Regions from separate parts of the Homo sapiens genome. Here region 2 is linked to region 1. The links are chromatin loops, found by intact Hi-C in ENCODE. Cell type or tissue: PC-9. All regions are shown on one strand.

The links. Hi-C counts contacts between places; a loop is a spot of excess contacts. Peaks named below come from ENCODE experiments on the same cell type or tissue, not always from the same donor. Only the 100,000 strongest peaks of a DNase experiment are listed, where the experiment ranks them.
Region 2: a loop joins it to region 1, with 12 times the contacts of the local background. A loop is called at or near these places in 80 of 110 quality-filtered maps.

What each region holds. Positions count from the first base shown.
Region 1 is chr1:224,920,660-224,925,659 of GRCh38, reverse strand. All of the region lies in intron 1 of LOC105373109 (a long non-coding RNA gene), which reads left to right. It overlaps LOC124904524 (a long non-coding RNA gene), which reads left to right and starts at 1,424. Exons shown (of 2, transcript XR_007066899.1): 1 at 1,424-2,162; 2 at 2,917-5,000. In PC-9, a CTCF peak has its summit at 2,904 (motif pointing right); a DNase peak (open chromatin) is centred at 2,929.
Region 2 is chr1:224,511,554-224,516,553 of GRCh38, reverse strand. It overlaps a transcript of CNIH3 not described here. Among named protein-coding and RNA genes, the nearest start is that of WDR26, 79 kb to the right of the region's middle. RefSeq lists a silencer at 737-941. In PC-9, CTCF peaks have their summits at 2,488 and 2,688 (motif pointing left); a DNase peak (open chromatin) is centred at 2,663; H3K27ac peaks cover 356 bases.

The DNA.
Region 1 (5,000 bases):
CAATGGCGTGATCTCAGCTCACTGCAACCTCCGCCTCTGAGGTTCAAGCAATTCTCCTGCCTCACCCTCTCGAGTAGCTGGGATTACAGGTGCCCGCCACCACGCCCAGCTGATTTTTGTATTTTTAGTAGAGACGGAGTTACTGGTTTCGAATTTCTGACTTCAGGTGATCCGCCTGCCTCGGCCTCCCAAAGTGCTGGGATTATAGGCGTGAGCCATGGCGCCTGGCCACAAATTTGTTCTTAAAACAAGAAAATGTTATGCTCGCAGTTCTGTAAACCAGAAGTCTAAAACTAGTTCCACTAAGCTGAAATCAGACACCTGCAGGGCTGCACTGCCTGCAGAGGCTCCAAGGGAGAATCTATTCCTTGCCTCATCCTGCTTTTGGTGGCTGCTGGCATTCTTTGGCTTGTGGCTGTTTCACTCCAGTCCCTGCATCTGTGGTCACATTACCTTATCCTCCCCTATATGCCAGATCTCTTCCGCTTCTCTCTTATAAGGAAGTGTGATTACGTTTAGGGCTTACCCAGATAATCCAGGATAATCCCCTAATTCAAGAGCCTTAACTCAATCACACCTACAAAGCTCCCACCCACCCCCCCCACCTTATTTATTTATTTATTTTTTGTCATGTAACGTAACAGTCACAGGTTTCAGGGATTATGTATATCTTCTGGGGTGCTGATTATTCTGTCTATCACAAAGCCCATACGCTTTTCCTAGGAAAAAATAAAGTAAAAAATATATGGAATGAAAATGTAAAATAGAGGTTGGGTCTGTAGTAGATTATAGGTGGTGGTTCACGCCTATGTAATGCCAGCACTTTGGGAGGCTGAGGTGGGTGGATAGCTTGAGGCCAGGAGTTTGAGGCCAGCTTGGCCAACATGGTGAAACCCAGTCTCTACTAAAAATACAAAAATTATCTGAGAGTGGTGGTGGGCGCCTGTAATCCCAGCTATGCAGGAGGCTGAGGCAGGAGAATCCTTTGCACCTGGGAGGTGGAGGTTGCAGTAAGCCAGGATGGTGCGGCTGCACTCCAGCCTGGGTGACTGAGCGAGACTCTGTCTCCAAAAAAAAAGAAAAGAAAATGTAAAATAGTATAGCTGTACAGTATAACATAGAACATGGACTTTGTAGTTATGGTAACCTGAATTTGAATTCCAGCATGGTATCACGTTAAAGGTAAATGAGAAAAGGTGGCAGCTGCTACATGGCAAGCACTTATTAAATGGTAGCTATTATTATTATTTATACTTTGAAAAATTCATGATTTAACAGAAGTTGTTATCGGAAAGGGGTCCCGATCCAGACTCCAAGAGAGGGTTCTTGGGTTTCGTGCAAGAAAGAATTCAGGGCGAGTTCACAGTGCAAAGCAAAAGCAAGTTTATTAAGAAAATAAGGGAATGAAAGAATAGCTACTCCATAGACAGAGCAGCCCCAAAGGCTGCTGGTTGCCCATTTTTATGGTTGTTTATTGATTATATGCTAAACAAAGGATGGATTATTCAAACCTCCCCTTTTTTTAGACCATACAGAGTAACTTCCTGACATTTCCATGACATTTGTAAACAGTCATGGAGCTGGTGGGAGTGTAGCAGGGAGGACGACCAGAGGTCACGCTTGTCGCCATCTTGTTTTTGATGGGTTTTGGCTGGCTTCTTTACTGCAAGCTGTTTTGTCAGCAAGGTCTTTGTGACCTGTATCTTGTGCTGACCTCCTGTCTCATTCTGTGACCTAGAATGCCTAACCGTCTGGGAATGCAGCCCAGTAAGTCTTAGCCTTATTTTACCCAACCCCTATTTAAGTTGGAGTTGCTCTGGTTAAAACTCCTCTGACAAAATGGCATGGGAGGCTGAGGCAGGAGGATCACTTGAGCCCAGGAGTTCAAGGCCAGCCTGAGCAACATAGTGAGTGAGACTTCATCTCTAAAAGAAAAGAAAAAAAGGCATGCTAATGTTCTCTAATATCCTTTTTCTCACCTTCTCAAAAAAATCTTTGAAATGATACATAAAATGGCAAACAGTGGCTGCAACTCTGGAAACCAGAGTCTATTGGGATAGTCTATTAATAGTGGAATGTATGGCAGTTGGCTGAGATATATGTTCCTGAACTCTGCTACCCATCTTCTAAAACAGAAGAGCAAATATAATGCTGCAAAGAAGGTAGGTAAAAGTTTGGTCTTTAGAATGGCCTGACTAGAAAATTGTACAGTTATGTCTTCACTGCACCAGAATAATTTAATGCTTCAGGCAGACTGATGACCTCTTTCCCTGTCCCCACATACCCAGTCAGAGACTGCAACTCCTGTGATGCCACAGAACCAACAGCATCCAGCAGAGGAAAGGGTGCATTACATCTTATGAGGCATTCTATCTTGGAAGCACTGTGGGCAGGGCCAAAAAACAGGCCCTGGGAGCTGGGCATGTGAAGGAGTTGTATCTTTGACTTACATTTGTACAAAGAAAAACTGCAAACTACATGAGCCTCTGATAATCAGGAAAATCAGCTAGAAGGGTAGGGTATAGGCTCATCAGATCAGTGCCTATAAGGGTGACTAAGGATTGTTTACATCAACCTTAAGGCTCATTCTAGATATGAGAGAGAGAATCTACTAGCTCTCAAATTAGTACCGAGAAGAACTAAAGGCACTCAGTATACCTGGCCTCTTGGCCCACACCAAGCTGGATAGATGTCTCTATATTCAAAGATTATTAAGCAAAGAAAAGAATGCAATAATAATAGCAAAATGTTATCTCTAGCAATGTGATATTTACCATGTGCCAGGCACAATTTTAAGTTCTGTGTCAGTTATCAATATAGGATTGCTCAGCTTTGAATACACATTTCAGTTTATAGCTCTGTGATAATGAAATTCCCGAGCTATTTAAAGTGAATGCAGTGTTATGTTTTTTCCAGTAGATGGTAGTAGAGGAACATTGTCAAAGGAAGAGGAGCTCCTGCCCTTTCCAGCATAACCTGGAGTTAGCAGTATAGGTGTGAGGCCATTTTGGCAGAGCCTGCTCCAGGTACAGACCTCGAACTGGTCTCTCTGTGACCTTGAAGACTTGGCCTGGCAATAGCCTTTCTGCAGCCCTCGGGACACAGACACCACAGACCCACACAGCCCATGTACTCTGAAGGGCTCCTATCCCTGAAGATGACCCGACTCTCACTGCAGACCCACACCCCTGGCTGCTGGGTGCAAGCCTGCAGTCCAGAGGGTGGCCTGTTGCTTGCCCAGCAGTCCCAGGTCAGCTCCAGGCTGGCCAAGCCAACAAAATTCTCTGCTATCCAGTGGGCTGAATCACATCTTCTCCAACAAGGTCTGAGCCCCTTCCAAGTTTGTTTTTTCCTGCCACCCTCAACCGTAGGGTACCATGTAGTTTCCTTATATTCTATAGTTACCCTTTTGTTGATACATTTATACATCAACCTTTCCCAGTTTAGCCTACTCTCTGGTTTCTGTATCCTGACTGGACCCAGACTACTGCAAATACTTCACATGTATTAATTCATTTACTTACCATACCAATTGTATGAGGTGAGTACCATTACTGACATCATTTTTCTAATGAAGAGGTTGTGTGCGGTTAGGTAACTCATACAACCTTGTCTTTGTTTCGAAAATTTTTTAATCTAAAGACTCAGAAGAAAAACACCCTCTAAACAAATATTTTTTGTAAGATATAGAAGAAAATTTTAGAAAACATCTGTTTGGTTTTCCCAAGGAACCAAGAAAATACAGCCTTCCTATAGGAACAGAGACATAAGAAGAGAATAGACTTGGATGCAGGCAGAATTTTAAAAAGAAGCTAGCAAAATAAAATTTAAGAGAAACCAAAAATGTTGTGGAAGAATTTGAATCGTACTAAAGGCAGTACAGAGGAAAATTATTACTGCAGGAAAGCGAATAAGTGATGTGGCAGTTTAACCCCAACAGTTCTCCCAGAATACAGAGGAAAAAGAGGTGAAAAGAATGAGAGACCATAAGAGAGAAGCAGGTCAAAGAAGTGAAGGCATACCTACCAAAGTTATCTCTTCTTAGAGAAATAACTAGAATAATGGGGTCAAAAGTCCTCAGGCGGGAGGCTATTAAGAGGAAAGTAAAGCCCACATGGGGAAATTATTATCACTTATGGGGAAATTTTTAGAAGTTTCTGTGTGACCTCCCGCAAACTCCCATGGCATTTTCTTTGCACTGTGTCACTCACCCTGTTCTGCCTTGAATTTTGCTGAAAGTGTAAGACTAGCACTGAAAAGAACATATTTCAGATCCCAGTCTTTTCACTTACTGTGTGACATTAACAAGTCAACTGCTAGGCCTTGGTTTTCTATCTACCTTATAATATCTACCTAAAGTAGTTTATCTATCTTGAAAGGTTGTCTGGTGACACAAATGAAGATATATGGAAATCTCTAGACAATAGTTTCTGAACCTGAATCTTTATGTCTCTATGTGAGTCTCAATATTTAAGGACAAAAAAGCAGATGTATTTCCTTTGTGTCCCCTGCAGTACCTAGCAACTGTAGGCACTGTATAAATATTTATCAAGCATGTTTAATTTAAGATAAAAGTTAGCAAAGTAGTCTAAACCTATCCCACTATCACAAAAGGAACAATGGGTTTCATAAAGACCAGAAAAATATAGATCAATAGAATTAATTGTGTTTGTAAACAGATATAAATTCATTTATTATTGCTATTTGTTTTGGGGTTTTTTTGTTTTTGTTTTTGTTTTTTTGAGATGCTGTCTCGCTCTGTTACCCAGGCTGGAGTGTAGTGGCACGATCTCAGCTCACTGAAACCTCTGCCTCCCGGGTTCAAGCAGTTCTCCTGCCTCAGCCTCCCAAGTAGCTGGGATTACAGGCATGCGCCAACACACCTGGCTAATTTTGTATTTTTAGTAGAGGCAGGGTTTCTCTGTGTTGGTCAGGCTGGTCTTAAACGCCCGACTTCAGGTGATCCGCCCACTTCGGCCTCCCAAAGTGCAGGGGATTAC
Region 2 (5,000 bases), 410 kb after region 1:
TTGCTTTGAGATCTAGGAAATTTTCATCTCTAGCATTGAGCTAGGCTTTGAAAACACAAGGATGAATAAGATGCCATACCTGCCCTCTAAGGTTCATAGTCTCGTGGGAAGCCCATAGATGTGGCCCAGTGGTAGCACCTGGAGTTGACTAGGAAGTCAGCAAGGTAAGTTGAGCTGTGAAGGGCTTTATGTGCCAAGCCGAAGTGCATGGATTTTTTTTTTTTTTTTTTTTTTTTTTTTTGAGACAGAGTCTCGGTTTGTCGCCAGGCGGGAATGCAGTGGCACAATCTCGGCTCACTGCAACCTCCGCCTCCTGGTTCGATCGATTCTCCTGCCTCAGCCTCTCAAGTAGCTGGGACTACAGGCACGTGCCACCATGCCCAGCTAATTTTTGTATTTTTAGTAGAGACAGGGTTTCACCATGTTGGCTAGAATGGTCTCTATCTCTTGACCTCATGATCTGCCCACCTCGGCCTCCCAAAGTGCTGGGATTACAGGGGTAAGCCACCGCGCCTGGGCAGTTCATGGATTTTTTTCTCTACATTTGTGGGTCATAAAACACAATCCAGAGGGTACAAGAAGAAAATACTAAAATGTTCATGTATTTATTTTTATACAATTAAACACATAATAAGCTAAGCTTTATTAATATTCACTCTAAGCAACGACCTTCGTACCTTCACTTGGTCCACTCATCAGTGACCACAAGTCACAGGGTCTTGAGTGATCCTGGGGGAACAGTGGGCATCCCACAACGTGGACGGCTTGACACTGGCGATTCTACTTCTCGGCTCTTGTTCAGCATGATGTGGCCTGTTATAGACAAGCCTGGGTAAGTGGAACTACAGAGAGGATCCCATGTTTAACTATCCCCAAAGTGGGCAAGAGGCTTAAGCTTTTTTCAAAAAAGAAACTGTGGATTGAAGTAATAATGCAAAACAAGATGAACAGCAAGAAAGAGGCAGACCTGACAAGTTGTTAGCCATATTTCAAGGGCAAACAAGACAATATAATCAGATCTCACAGGCCAGCCAAAAAGTTTTCAAATTACCAAAAGAGTCTTTGAAACATGGCTTGGTGCGTGCTGCTGCTAATGAGGAATCTAACCCTAAGTGTAATTGTGCTCAAGATATTAGCTGACAACAGTAATGAAACCATTGCAGTTAACAAGACATTTTAAAATACTGCTTTCCTTTTCTTTACCATTTTTTGAGTTAATATTTGTGTATACTTTACAATGAGCATAATATATTGGTACAGTCATGCATGTACAAAAGTACACATAAATAAGCATACATCTGCTGGGAGTGCATACTCAACACTTTTCACTGCTAAAGAGTGGTAATCAAATCAATGCCACTGTAAATAGCCTAGACCCCCGCCCAGACCCTCCTGTTCTTGGCTTTCACCTTCCAGAAGCAGTAGGAAAAACACTAAAAACATTAAAAGTGGGCACTGCCTACTAAAACTTTGTCAAAGATCATTCCAAAGAGTAAGACCTGCTGGTTTAACAAAACTGTTCCTTCCTAGTCATGGCCATGTGCCAGAGAGGAACAGGTACCCAGCTAAATCTCAGCTCTGCAGCTCACCAAGATGTGGGGCAATTCAAGTCACTTCTCTGGCCTAGGCTCCACACAGGCAAAATAAAGGAGTGTAAGGTAGTATGGGAGGCAGAGAAGGGGCTTCTGTTTTAATGGGGGTTTTGTTTTTGTTGTTTGTTTTTTGAGACAGGGTCTCACTCTCGCCAAGGCTGGAATGCGGTGGCATGACCACGGCTCACTGCAGCCTCAACCTCCCTGGGCTCAGGTGATCCTGCCACCACACCCTCCCAAGTGGCTGGGACTACAGGCTCGCACCACCACACCCAGTTAATTTTTGTATTTTTCGTAGAGACAGGATTTTGCTATACTGCTCAGGCTGTTCTTGAACTCCTGGCTTCAAGTGATCCGCCCACCTCAGCCTCCCAAAGTGCTGGGATTACAGGTGTGAGCCATTATGCCCAGCTTATTTTAATGTTAATTCTTTATCTTAATATGTATTTGAAAAATAGCAATTTTCCATTTATGATGGTGGTCTTTTTAAAATCAACTTATGTAAGTTTTACAGGAGTAGATATTAAAATACTAAACAAATAATATAGCTAGTGTGCAGATTTAGATGTCAAAAACTGGGGGCTGGAGTGTAACTGTGGACTCAGAAACCCTGGCTAGATGATATTTATCTAGTGCCCAGGTCTGAAACTCTATGATTATTCTTAACCTGCATGCGTATAAACTAAAATATCGTAAGGCCCTTATAGCAAACAATAGGACTTAGACAAGTATGTTCCAGTTCAGTTCAGGTAGATCATTTTATACCTCTTGGTCTCTGGCCCCTGATTTAAGATGAACAAATGCAAATCAAAAGAAGATGAATGAAGTGGCTTTTTGTGATGACAGTTTCTGCTGCTGTTGGAGATGAGGTTTGAAGGAGAAGGGTGTTTGTTTGTTTGTTTGTTGCTTTAATAAAGAAAGCTCTCTGCCTTGCCGCTGTGGGAGTCTAAAACTACTGTAGAAAGAAATGTCCAAATATCAGCAAAGGGAGGGAAGGAACGTGAGCCTCAGGCCCTGTCGCTCACCCAGACGCCCTCTCCCGGCAGAAACGTGCGGGTTTGGTGCCCCCTGCTGGCCCTTTTCTGACAAAGACGGACACCCAACCACGGAGGGCCTGGGAGGGCCACTGCAAAGTGAGCCTCTCAATGGTCGTGTGAGTGCGCAGTCTTGCAAAAACGCACCTGAAACAACAGCAATGCATAATGCATGACTGTTAAGAAGACAGATCCCATGAAGTAGCTCTGTGTCTCCTCCTTCATGCCACTATATTGAATTAATGTGTAACTTGAATAGACAACAGCAGAACCCGGGGGAAAATTCGAAGGGCCTCTTCTCATCACTGCTTCTGTCCTCAGCCAAATGGTTCCCCGTGTCCTCCAGGTGCACTGAGAACACAGCTTTTGCAACAGCCCTTACGTGCATCTGAACTGAGGCTGGGAAGTGGGGCTCGGGCATTGCAATCATTTCCTCAAGAAACAAGCTGGCCAGGCCCAGGGGCTCACACCTGTAATCCCAGCACTTTGGGAAGCTGAGGCAGGAGGATCAGTTGAGTCCAGGAGTTCGAGACCAGCCTGAGCAACATAGAGAGACCCCCCCCCTCCCACCCCCACCCCCACCCCCAACTCTACAAAAATTAAAAAAAAAAATTAACCAGGTGTGGTGGTATGTGCCTATAGTCCCAGCTACTCAGTGGGATGATTGCTTGAATCTGGAAGGTTTAGGCTGCTGTGAGCTGTGATCACACCACTGCACTCCAGCCTGAGTGACAGAGCAAGATCCACTGTTTAAAAAAAAAGCTAGGTAGCACAAATTGTAAATTATACAAAGGGACACAGGCTGCGGGCAGGGTCTCTGCTCTCAAAGGGCTTTCCATCTAGAAAAAGAGATAAAAACAGAAATGGTTAATAATGTCAGTTACCATTTATTAAGCCAGCCACTTTACCATTATCTCCAGTGTTAACAGCAATGCTGTAAGCTAATAATTGCCACGTTGCAGATGGGTAAACAGGTTCAAAGAGGCCAAAGGACAGAGGCCAAAAGCGGGAGAGCCAGGTCTCCAACCCTGGTCAGCTTGACTCTGAACTCCATTCTGTGTTCACTCACATCATTTTTAGCTTAGTTCCCCTATACACGTGGGAAGATAAACTACACCCACCCACACATGGGCCCACACATGAACAGGGAGGGCACGTACCCATGACAATAGCCACCTCAGGGGCTGGAGGAAGGTAAATGGGCTGGAGGGGTGGCAGGGTGGGTGGGATGAAGGAAATACAAATGTGTTCTTTCTTTTATTTTAAAAACAAACAAGGTTTAAAGCCCACATATACCTCATGGTATGTTGTTAGATAAAAATACTTTTAAATGCAAATAAAAATTGTTAAATGTAAAAAATGTCAACATTTGTTCATTTTGGTTGATGGGTACCTGGCTATTCATTACTGTATTTTCTGTATAGCTCCATTTTTTCTTTTTTGTTTTTGAAACAAGGTCTCACTCTGTTGCCTCAGCTGAAGTGCAGAGGCACCATCATAGTTCACTGTAACCTCAAACACCTGGGCTCAACTGATTTCCCCCTCAGCCTCCCAAGTAGCTAGAACTACAGGCGTGCACCACCATGCCTCGCTAATTTTTTAATTTTCTGTAGAGATGGGTCTGACTTTCTTGCCCAGGCTAGTCTCAAATTCCTGACCTCAAGCGATCCTCTGCCTTGGCCTCTCAAAGTGCTAGGATCACAGGCATGAGCCACCATGCCCATTCTTAGCTCCAAACTTTTTTTTTTTTTTGAGACGGTGTTTCACTCTTGTTGCCCAGGCTGGAGTGCAATGGCACGATCTCGGCTCACTGCAACCTCCACCTCCAGGGTTCAAGCGATTCTCCTGCCTCAGCCTCCCTAGTAGCTAGGATTACAGGCATGCGCCACCACGCCCAGCTAATTTTGTATTTTTAGTAGAGACGGGGTTTCTCCATGTTGGTCAGGCTGGTCTCGAACTCCTGACCTCAGGTGATCCACCCGCCTCAGCCTCCCAAAGTGCTGGGATTACAGGCATGAGCCACCATGCCTGGCCAGCTCCAAACTTTTAAAAATTTTCTTAAATTTGTTTTGTTTGAGATAGGGTTTGTCCTGTCACCCAGGTTGGAGTGCAGTGGCATGATCATAGCTCACTGCAGCCTCGCCCTCCTAAACTCAAAGGATCCTCCTACTTCAGCCTCCTGAATAACTGGGACTACAGGTGTATGCCACCACACCCAGGTAATCTCTTAATTTTTTATAGGCAAGGAGTCTCGCTATGTTGCCCAGTCTGGTTGCAAACCAGCCTCAAATGATCTTCCCACCTCAGCCTCCCAACATGCTAGGATTACAGGCATGAGCCACCACACCTGGCCTAGTAAATAATATTTTTATTT